Linked DNA regions of Homo sapiens: region 1 is linked to region 2. Evidence: read pairs that join two places in POLR2A ChIA-PET (ENCODE). Cell type or tissue: PC-3. All regions are shown on one strand. Each heading gives the region's core, and the rest is flanking DNA. Links, peaks and the distances in the headings are about the cores only. Region 1 overlaps TBC1D22A (TBC1 domain family member 22A). Region 2 has its middle 4.5 kb from the start of CERK.

Region 1 (5,373 bases), core at 270-5,269, 270 kb before region 2:
ACCACAGAAGAGTCAACACTCAATGCACACAAGGAGGGGAGAAAGCCAGATGGGAGGACCTGGGAAGCAGATGGAGGAGTGGTCCTCACAGGGGCCTGAGAAAGCAAAAGCCCGGGCCACCGCTGCAGAAAGCCAGGGGTAGCCCGGATGCACCTGATGAGCCCCCATCAGAGACTGGCAGCACTGTGCATCCCCAAAGAGGGGCATGGCGGGGACACAGGAGTGTGGTCTGTAATCAGCAGCTAGACCCCACAGCCATCCCTGCACATCCCCACACGCCCCACTGCCTGGGTCCAGCGCCCACCCCCAGATCACCAGAGCTTCCGCTCGGCAGAGGGTCAAACCGAGGGTCTCTGGATGGGGAGATCCAGGCACAGCAGAGTGGGAGGACTGGCCGTGTGCAGCGACACAGACCTCTGACTGCAGAGGGAGGCCTAGGTGACTGTGGGTCTGAGAAGAGTGGGAATGTCCCTTACCCTGAAGGGTTGACCCAGAAGGTACTCACAGTCCAGGGTCTAGAGAGACGAGGGGGTAGAGAGGAGTAGAAAGACGGGATGTGCCCTCCAATGCTGGGACCAATGCCTTTTATTTCAGGACCAATGGCTTATGGTGTGGAAAGGAAAATGACCCCATCAAAATAAACTGTCCTCATCCCCAGCAAGCCCTGGCCCGGAAAGGCAATGCGTTTCCACCTGCAATGCGGCCTCCTAGCCTGATTTTAAGAGGGACACTGGTTCCTTAAAATGAAGAAGAGAAAAGACACAGTCTCTCTAGCTACTTGTAACCATGATCAGCAACGACTTTGGGAATCACTTCAAAACCAGTCTGACGGCCTATATTCGAAACCACGACAGCTCTTTCTTGCTAAGGTCAAGGAGAATCACTTTATTTGTATGTCTCTACTTACAATTTAATTAACTATTCTCAGTTTAGCAATAAACCCCAAACATCAGTCTCGGTGTGGAGAGTCACAAAGATATCATCACAAGGAGAAAAGTGGCTGGATCATGAGCCAGGGAGGCCTCACGTGTTTGCATTTCATTACACACAGCATGGTCACCACCACTTCCTGGTGGTAAACACACTCCACACTTGAGCAGCTAAAAAGAAAAATGCTAACCGCAATTTGGCTGTTCCCACTCCCAGCACCTCAAAGATCCTGGGAAGGAAGCGACTGGGACAGATGCAGTGGAAGAGGCAGTGCCCAGCAGCTCCACAGCAAGTGCTATGTCCAGCTCCACTCGCGCACGGGGCGGGAGGCTGGAGGGCCAGATGCAGGGAGCCCTCTCCCGGTCCACCCCAGCTCGGCTGTAACTGGAGCACGATGGCTTTCCAAAAGCCATACGACAGACTGGGTGGGGGTGGCCAGAGGATCTCAGAGGACCCTCTGCTCCGAACAGCAAGTTTTTTATGATTCTGTGCTAAGTACAGGCCTGGAAGGATGAGCTCTCGGAACAACTGTTAATGTCCCGTCTTCTAACGTAGGGCAGAATGTCCTCCGCGGTCATGAGCCAACTACACATCAGCACGAGCTCTGAAAGAATAAGCTACTCCTTTTGTCCTGCAGGGGGCTGAAGTGTGGTCCTACCTGAAGGCCACAGTCCAAAAGTGGGATGAAAGCTGTCCCTCAGTTTTAAGAAAATGAATCTCTCTCTACTTGTTCAGGAGGAATACCTTAAAATGAGCTGAAATTGGAAGGAATGCAGGAAGAGCCGGGAAGGCAGCAGGGCTTAGAAAGAAACAGAGTAGAGAAACAGGTGAGGGCCATGAAGGACCCCAGTGACAAGGCCATACCCCTCTTCCAAAGCACCACTCTGGGCACAGAGGCATGATTCCGAGGGCCCAGGACGACAGTGAGGGGCCTGACAATAATCCCCTGGTGCCTGGGGACCTCAGGGAAAGCCTGGCAGGTTCAGGACGGGGACAGAGAAGAACGCACCAGTGCTGGGCTAGTCTGGGTTTTAATGGCTCAGGGGCAGGAGGGCTGGGGGGATGTGAGCCCCAGGACCCTCTGACTCATGGAATCTTCTGTTCAGACTTTTGCCAGCTTTTCACAGCGGAACCAAACATTTCAAAGCACCCTGGCAGGCATCACCTCCTTTGACCACCTTAACAACTTTGGGGTGGTGGAAAATAAATGTGAAGATTGTCGCTCCAGATCAAGGCTCTTCCAAAGAGGAAACACAGCCTCTCCTCCCAGCACGATGGTCGATTGCTGGGAGAGGCCAGTCAACCCGAGGGGCCCACAGGTGAGTGTACAGGGAAGGGTGTGCAGAATCAGCTGGGGGCGGGGTGGGGACAAGGCCACCAAGGCAGAGCGGGGTGGGAAAGGATTTACTTTGAGGCAAGACAAATCTCAGATGTAAGCAAGGGAGTCAGCAAGCATCCTCATCATTTATACTAGATACGTAACATTGTATTCTGTCACTTTTACAGGGGATGTAGCAGCAGCATAGGCTGCACTGGTAAAATTACAGAGCTTTTCCACACATGCAGATTTTCTATTCTATGAATTAAAGGGCAGTAGGATGAGGATTTGAGATCCTCAGGGAAAACAAAAGCTAAGAAGAAAACCCAAAGAAAATCATAAACATCTGGAGACAAAAGTAACAACAGAGAAACTGCTTTAAATCCCCACTCCAAACATCCTCTTTAAGCAGGGGAGTGTCACCCATGAGCTATGTTGAAGCAATGTGAAGCCACACAGGCTGCTGGAGCCCTAACGTGCAGGCTGCTCCATTAAACACTTTATCCCTTAGTTCCCCAACATTTGCTGAGGCCGCTCTAGAAACTGGGCATTGGTTATGGGGAACATCGGGATGAAAATGTAGGCATGTGGTCGAAGCCAAAAAAGAAGCAACGACCACTCCTCACTTCAAAAGGGCACATTCGACCTTCTAATCTCCCAGTTCTCAGGGTCATGAGGTGGGCGGGGCACCATAAGGCACAAGATGCTGGTCAGGAGTCCCAGGAGGAAGCGCGGGGAGTGGAGGTAGAGGGCCCGACCACAGGCACAGCTGCAGGCTGCGGCTCCCAAGGAAACCCTGGAGCAGAGACAGGCAAGTCCCCTGAGCCCACAGGACACCCCAAGGCTGCCCAAGTAGGTAGGGAGGAACTGGGAGGGCTCTCTCCTGTGCACCAACCCAGGATGGGCAGCGCTGGAAGCAACCTGGAGATCATCCAGCCTGCGGGGAAGCTGAGATCAGTGATAGGCAGGACTCTGAGTACGGGGATGGGGCCCATTTATGCAGTTGATGGGGCTGTTATGAAAAGTCAGCACAATGATACAGATAAAGAGCTGAGAACAGTGCCCAGTACACTGCAGGCACTGAATCAATGCTAGCTGCTATTATCATCATTCCCCGCAGCAGCCCAAGGCCAGAGTCAGGGACCGAGGCTGAACTAGAACCCAGGTGTATATTCCTAATATATTATTTTTGGGTTTACATGAAACTTCTATTTCTTTGATTTGTTGTTGTTGTTGTTGTTCTATATGCATCCCTCTTCCCAAAAATGCAACAAAATATCCATTTAGAGTTTCAATGGAAAGCACATTAAATCAGCTTGACTTAAGAAACTCAGGACATCCATCCAACAAGAGAGCAAATTCCTGCCTGGGGTAGCCTGGAACCCAGGCTGCAGACAGGTTCACCAAAATGATTCCAACAGACAATGATAAGCAGAGTCACCTGGGTCACAGAATAAACAGCCATGTTCAACTGTGAAGACCTGCTAAGCAGAAGGGGACCAAGACTCTGCCTGAACCAGGAAACCAGGAGCACAGGAATGCAGCCCTTGCCAGCACACACAGCACGCCTCCCAGAAAGTCCACACACACCTTAGGTCGCACATAACAGCAATTACGCATGTGCCTTGCCAATTGTCATGTCCTTACGTCTCAGATGAAATATCACTATCATTTCAAACGCTCAGCTCTGCCCTTCTGGAGCCTAATGAGGACGAGAGCCAGGGGGAGGGAGCCACGCTGCCTGTTCCCCGGCCTGGCTGCGCTGCTGATTTATCCTCTGCTTCTCGGCTGCTTACTTTGTAGGGGTAATAAAAATATTTCCACCAGGGTGGTAATAAAGCTGAATCTAGTTTCCTAGCTGTAACTGAATTCTATCTTAAAAGAATAAGTCAATTTTAACCTTACGAGGTAGTCAAGACAACTTTCAGAGAAATTTGATTAAAATCACATTTAACCTGAATTAAAAACACAGGAAAGGGAAAATGTTCAGGTACATAAAGCCGTTTCCCACACAGGTGGAACCATTCTCCAGTACCGCGTTTTGTTGGCATTTTCTTCCTTATAGGTGAAAGTGTAAGATATGACTAATAACAATGGCCACTGTCACCTCGGTGCCCCTGACTCAGACTCAGCCAGTGTCTTCCACTCCAACCAACCTCCCTGGGGGCTGGACAGAAGAGGCTGCCTCAGGAGCAGGCATGGACAGGGCCCTTGGCAGCTCAACAAGGTCCAACGTGGGAGAAGCAGAGGCCTTCAGACTAAACTTCCAACACTCAGCCCCACCATGGACCCATCCTGCTGTACAGTTTGTTGATGGTGATGATGGTGAGGAAATGATGGTGATAGTGATGATGATGGTGGTGGTGATGGTGATGAAATGATGCTGGTGATAGTGATGATGATGGTGATGATGGTAATGATGACGGTGATGAAATGATGGTGATAGTAATGATGATGGTGATGACAGAATGATGGTGATGGTGATGATGATGCTGGTGATGACGTAATGATGGTGATGATGGCAATGATGATGATGGTGATGGTGAAGATGATGGTGGTGATGATGGTGATGAAATGATGGTGATAGTGATGACGATGGTGATGACAGAAATGATGGTGATGGTGATGATGATGGTGGTGATGACACAATGATGGTGATGATGGAAATGATGGTGATGGTGATGAAATGATGATGGTGATGGTGATGATGATGGTGGTGATGACATAATGATGGTGATGATGACATGATGGTGGTGATGATGGTGTTTATGATGCTGGTGATGACAATCATGATGATGGTGATGATGATGCTGATGGTGATGATAATGACAATAATGGGTACTAACACTGCATGAGACTTAAGTGTGCCAGGCACTCCTGTAAGTACTTTACTCCCATGACCCGTCATGCATGGGGAAACAAGGGCTAGAGTGGGGACATTCCTCACAAAGCCAATCCTCCAGTATACAACACAGCCAGAAAGTCAACCCAATTCTGCCAGCTTCCAAACTCCAAGCTGTTACTCCACAGAGCTGAAGAGTAGATTAGAATAAGCCAGAAATGTTCGAGAATTATTTCTAATAAGTCCTTTCCTCCTCTAACCCACAAACTAGTCCCCAAACCAA
Region 2 (5,373 bases), core at 303-5,302:
TATAGGGTTTCTTTATGGGAATGGAAATGTTCTAAAATTGATTTTAGTGATGGTTGTATTACTTTGTAAATATACTCATCAGCAGTGACCTGTACATTTTAAATGAGTGAATTGTATGTGAATTATATTTGTTTATTTACTTATTTATTTTATTTTATTTATTTATTTATTTTGAGACGCAATCTCGCTCTGTCGCCCAGGCTGGAGTGCAATGGCACGATCTTGGCTCACTGCAACCTCCGCCTCCCGGGTTCAAGCAATTCTCATGCCTAAGCCTCCCAAGTAGCTGGGATTACAGGTGCAGGCCACCACGCCCAGCTAATTTTTGTATTTTTAGTAGAGACAGGGTTTTGCTATGTTGGCCAGGCTGGTCTTGAACTCTTGACCTCAAGAGATCCTCTTGCCTCAACCTCCCAAAGTGCTGGGATTACAAGCGTGAGCTACCGTGCCCGGCCATATTTCAATAAAGCTGTTTTTAACAGAACAAAGCCTGGAGGACAGGACTTGGATATGTGGCCTGGCCTGGCCACCAGTGGTCAGCAACTTTCTCTGGCCCTGTTACCTTGGTCCCTCCCTTCACCAGACTCTCCCCTGCTTTACCACTGACCTGGGGCTGTGGATCCCATGTGGTGACTGCCTACTCCTGCATCCTGGGTGAGCACAGTACCCTGGACTTTGAGCCTTGGGCCTCTGTGCACTAAGGTGTGGTTCCTGGCCTCTGCCCTGGCTGTGCTGGGATCCCAACGCATCTGCCAAGCCCTCCCATGCACGGTTGCATTCGTGTCCATTCCTTTATGGTTTTGTGTCTTTGCTGTTTGGGGCCTGTGAATATACACAATGCTGTTGTGTATTCATCAATCTGTATGACAATATATCTATCATTACCTTTAAAAAAATTTTTTGGCTGGGCGCAGTGGTGCACGCCTGTAATCCCAGCGCTTTGGGAGGCTGAGGCAGGCGGATCACCTGAGGTCAGGAGTTCGAAACTAGCCTGGCCAACATGGCAAAACCCCATCTCTACTAAAAATACAAAAAATTAGCTGGGCGTGGTGGTGGGTGCCTGTAATCCCAGCTACTCGGGAGGCTGAGACAGGAGAATCATTTGAGCCCAGGAGGCAGAGGTTGCAGTGAGCCGAGATTGCGCCACTGCACTCTAGCCTGGGCAACAGAGCAAGACTTTGTCTCAAAAAATAAAAAATTTTTTGTTTATAGACATGCTCATGACACGGCCTCAGAAGGTCCTGACAGCATATGACATATGCCCCTATTGTTGCCTTTTTTTTTGGAGATGGAGTTTTGCTCTTGTCGCCCAGGCTGGAGTGCAATGGCACAATCTCGGCTCACTGCAACTTCCGTCTCCTGGGTTCAAGCGAGGCTCCTGCCTCAGCTTCCTGAGTAGCTGGGATTACAGGCACCCACCACCGTGCCTGGCTAATTTTTTGTATTTTTAGTAGAGACAGAGTTTCACCATGTTGGTCAGGCTGGTCTTGAACTCTTGACCTCAGGTGATCCACCCGCCTCAGCCTCCCAAAGTGCTGGTATTATAGGCATGAGCCGCCACCACACCCTGCTAATTTTTTTGTACTTTTAGTAGAAATGGGGTTTCACCATGTTGGCCAGGCTGGTTTTGAACTCCTGACCTCAGGTGATCTGCCTGCCTAGGCCTAGTAAAGTGCTGGGATTATAGGCATGAGCCACCACGCCAGGCCATCATACCCACCATACCCACTCTTTTTTTTTTTTTTGAGAAGGAGTCTCACTCTGTCTCCCTGGCTGGAGTGCAGTGGCGCCATCTTGGCTCACTGTAAGCTCCGCCTCCTGGGTTCACACCATTCTCCTGCCTCAGCCTCCCGAGTAGCTGGGACTACAGGCACCCGCCACCACACCTGGCTAATTTTTTGTATTTTTAGTAGAGACGGGTTTCACCGTGTTAGCCAGGATGATCTCGATCTCCTGACCTCATGATCCACCTGCCTTGGCCTCCCAAACTGCTGGGATTACAGGTGTGAACCAGTGTGCCCGAACCACACCCTCTCTTTAAGCTGGGGTCAGCACCCTCTGCACATGCCTTCAGGCGGTGTTATTTTCAATTTCAAGGGTTTGTTGGAGCAGGTTTTCTTCTTTTACTCTCAGTGCACCAGGCTCCAAATGTGGCCCCATCCCTCATCCTCTTGTCCCCAGACCTGCCTGCCTCCAGTCCCTGGCTAGCGGGAGTCACTGGTGCCTCCACCTCCCACCCCCTGGCTGAATCAGATCACCTGTCTCCTGGGCATCTTGCTATTTTCTCACTATTTTTTTATAGGCCTCAAATATAAAAAGGCAAACAAGACACACCCAGCAAGCTATTTAGCCTGGCCTTATCAGTCTCAAAATCACAGTTTATGGCACTCCTGAGCACTCATGGCCTCTGGCTGTGTCCTCACAGCCTGCGCTCCAGGTCCCGTCTCCCCAGTGATCTCACTCCACCCGACCAGGGTGTGCAAAAGCCACTCAGCTGGACCCCATGCGGGGTCACAGATGTCACCAGGATGGGGGCTTCTTGGGGTAACTCTTCCCCCAAACTCCCAAGGCTGGACATTGCTGTGCCTCCAGTACCTGGAATGAGTCAAGCCTGCATTGCATCAGTGAGAAATGGACACCTTATTTGAAGACACCAGAAGAGGCAGGTGCACACCCTCCCCTGGGTGCTGGTAAGCTGGCTTGCTCTCAGGGCATTTTCAGCTTGGAGTAGAAACCCCGAACATGGCCAACAGGGTGCAAGGCAGTGAAGAGGGTGGGCTTCAGAGTCTGGCAGTCCTGGGTTCATTCCCAGTTCTGCCCCTGGCCCACTGGATAACCCTGGTTCCTCCAGCCTCTCTGGGACTCAGTTTCCTTATCTGTAGTAGGGTAGTATCACCTTGAGGGTGAAATGTGCTAATGCTAAGCAGAGTGACAGACATCCTGTTGGTGCCTAACAGAGGGAGGTCAGCCGGGCAGGAACCTGCAGGGTTTAGGCCAAAACTAAGCCCAGCCTTTGGAGGCCTCCCCCTGGGTGTGATGTCCCCCTGGCCCTCCAGGGGTGTGAATAGTCCTGATCCCTGGCTGCCTTTGGAACTATCCCAGGCTAGCCTCACCTCCCTAGCCTTTTAGCTTGGTTCCACTGCCCGCTGAGGGCCATCCTCCACTTCAGCCCAGGCTCTAAGTCTGTCTTCTCTAGATGGGCAGGTTGAGGATGGGCAGGGCAGCACCGTCTTCCTGTAAGAGAAGCTGAGGCAGGACAGTCCTGCACGTCCTGGAGGGTGGAACATACTGGCCCGCCCTAGTGCCCAGGGAGCAGGGCCCACAGAGGCTGAAGCCTGGAGCTTGTGTCATCTACAGTTCCCACATTTCAGACTCTCCCACGGCAGGGAGACCCCAAAGCCTGGGACAGGGGAGCCTGGAGTGCCCCTGCAACCCATCTAATTACCTTTCTGTACAACCGGAGCAGGCCAGGTTAGTTTTGTGGGTCTTAGTTTTCACGTCTGTAAAAAGGGGTAAATAATACCCATTTCCAGGGGCGATTGTCTGGATCATGTGGCGAATGTAGGGATGTGTGTTTTGTAATGATCAGCTTACTCTCCAAATATCTGGGCCTCTTGGGGCCCAAGACATTTCTTCCAGACCCTTGAGGAGAAGCCTCGGATTCTCCTTTTTAAGGCAGTCAGCCTTAAAGAGGAGCATGGGAGGCTTCTCCTTGAAGGTGGAGGGCAGAGGATGGCATTCCTGGCAGCCCATGTACAGCTGGTGCCAGGATCCTCCCACCCAACCCAGCATTCTAGTTTCTGATGTCAGATGGTGGTGCTGACTTCACGAGACAGGGAGTCTCGGGAGATAAGCTGGAAGGACTGGCACAGCAAACAAGGCCAGGGGCCCAGGAAGAGAAGGGAAGAATAGATCAGAGGCCATGGCGGGGACCATGTTAGACGGGGCTGCTGGTGCCAGGCTCCTGCTGGTGGCCAGGGCTCCGTGGACAGGAGGGGCCGGGGCCCGTGGTATGGATGACCCAGTGGGTGGGACACTCGTGGGTATGGGGTTGGACCAGCTTAGACAGAACCTCAGGAGCCAGGTGGCCCATGGGTGGGACAACCTGGCCGCCCAGGGGAACGGGTGCTGGCCGCCGCTGGGCAGGATGTCTGGCTTAGCAGGCTCCAGGGCCATCAGGCCACCAGGCAGCAACCCAAGCCTGCAGACTGGACACAAGACAGGGTCAGGTGGCAGGTCAGGGCCTGACTAATTAGGACCAGAACTCCAGGCTGCTGGGGCTGAGCCCATGCTCTCTGGCCTACCTGGCAGCTCAGGGCCCTGTGCAGAGCTGACCAGCCATGTACACAGCAGGCTAGCAACAGGTTGGGGCATCAGTTGTTCTGAAGTGCCACAAGGAGAAGTGAGGCCCTGTGGCAGCCGGGGGTGGAAGTGCCATGCAGTGAGCTATCAGGGGACTCTGTGGCAGAAGAAACAAGATGTGGTTTGAAGGAGAAGGTGAGTGGGGGCCTCCCAGGCAGACGTGTGGGAAGGGCATTTTGGGCAGGGTCTAAGGTGGGAAAGGTGCCTGCCAGGGAAGAGGTGGGTGAGGTACCGGGAGGTCCTCAGGCAGCCAGGGCTGGCCTCGTCTACATTTTCAAAGCTCCTGTGTCCTTCGCAGCCAGCTCCTGAAGGGCCCCCTGGGTCTGACACACAGCAGGGACCTGACGGCTGCTCTGGGGTGGAGCTGCTCTTTCCTCCCATCCCTCCAGTGCTGTGCCCAGAGTCATGGCCCTGGCCCCACACAGGGCCTGACCCCCACCCAACCCCTCTCCCATGCAACTCAACTGCAGGATGTGCATCTTCTGGAAACCTGGGCTTCGTGACATCACCCTGTCTCCCTGAGCATGAGCATGGGGCCCTGCAGTGGCCAGGCCCCTCCCCAGCCCATCCTAGGACTACAGGTCCCCTGGGTCTGCTCAGGCTGCCATAACAAAATATCACGGACTGGATGGCTTCAACAACAGCAATCTGTCGTCTCCCATGAACAGTTGGCAGAGGCTGGAAGTCTGAGGTCAAGGTTCAAGCCCACAGGGTTGGCCTCCTGGAGGTCACTCTCTTTTGTTGCCCCTTCCCATGGCCACCCCTGTGTACACACGCCTCGGGGGTCTGTGTGTGTTCACGTTTCCTCTTCTTTTTTTTTTGAGATGGAGTTTCGCTCTCGTCACCCAGGCTGGAGTGCAATGGCGCAATCTCAGCTCACCTGGGTTCAAGCAATTCTCCTGCCTCAGCTTCCGGAGTAGCTGGGATTCAGGAGCGCACCACTGCACCCAGCTAATTTTTGTATTTTTAGTAGAGACAGGGTTTCACCATGTTGACCAGGATGGTCTCCAA

What was found. ChIA-PET counts read pairs that join two places held together with the same protein. Peaks named below come from ENCODE experiments on the same cell type or tissue, not always from the same donor. Only the 100,000 strongest peaks of a DNase experiment are listed, where the experiment ranks them.
Region 1: POLR2A ChIA-PET joins it to region 2 with 7 read pairs; 1 of 35 experiments calls an interaction of 5 or more read pairs at or near these places.

The regions. Positions count from the first base shown.
Region 1 is chr22:47,008,938-47,014,310 of GRCh38, reverse strand. All of the region lies in intron 10 of TBC1D22A (TBC1 domain family member 22A), which reads right to left. Among named protein-coding and RNA genes, the nearest start is that of TBC1D22A-AS1, 96 kb to the right of the region's middle. In PC-3, for the core only: a CTCF peak has its summit at 1,559 (motif pointing right); a DNase peak (open chromatin) is centred at 1,040; H3K27ac peaks cover 1,182 bases.
Region 2 is chr22:46,740,034-46,745,406 of GRCh38, reverse strand. No RefSeq gene overlaps it. Among named protein-coding and RNA genes, the nearest start is that of CERK, 4.5 kb to the right of the region's middle. In PC-3, for the core only: no CTCF peak of the experiment used is centred there; DNase peaks (open chromatin) are centred at 2,326 and 2,606; H3K27ac peaks cover 1,409 bases.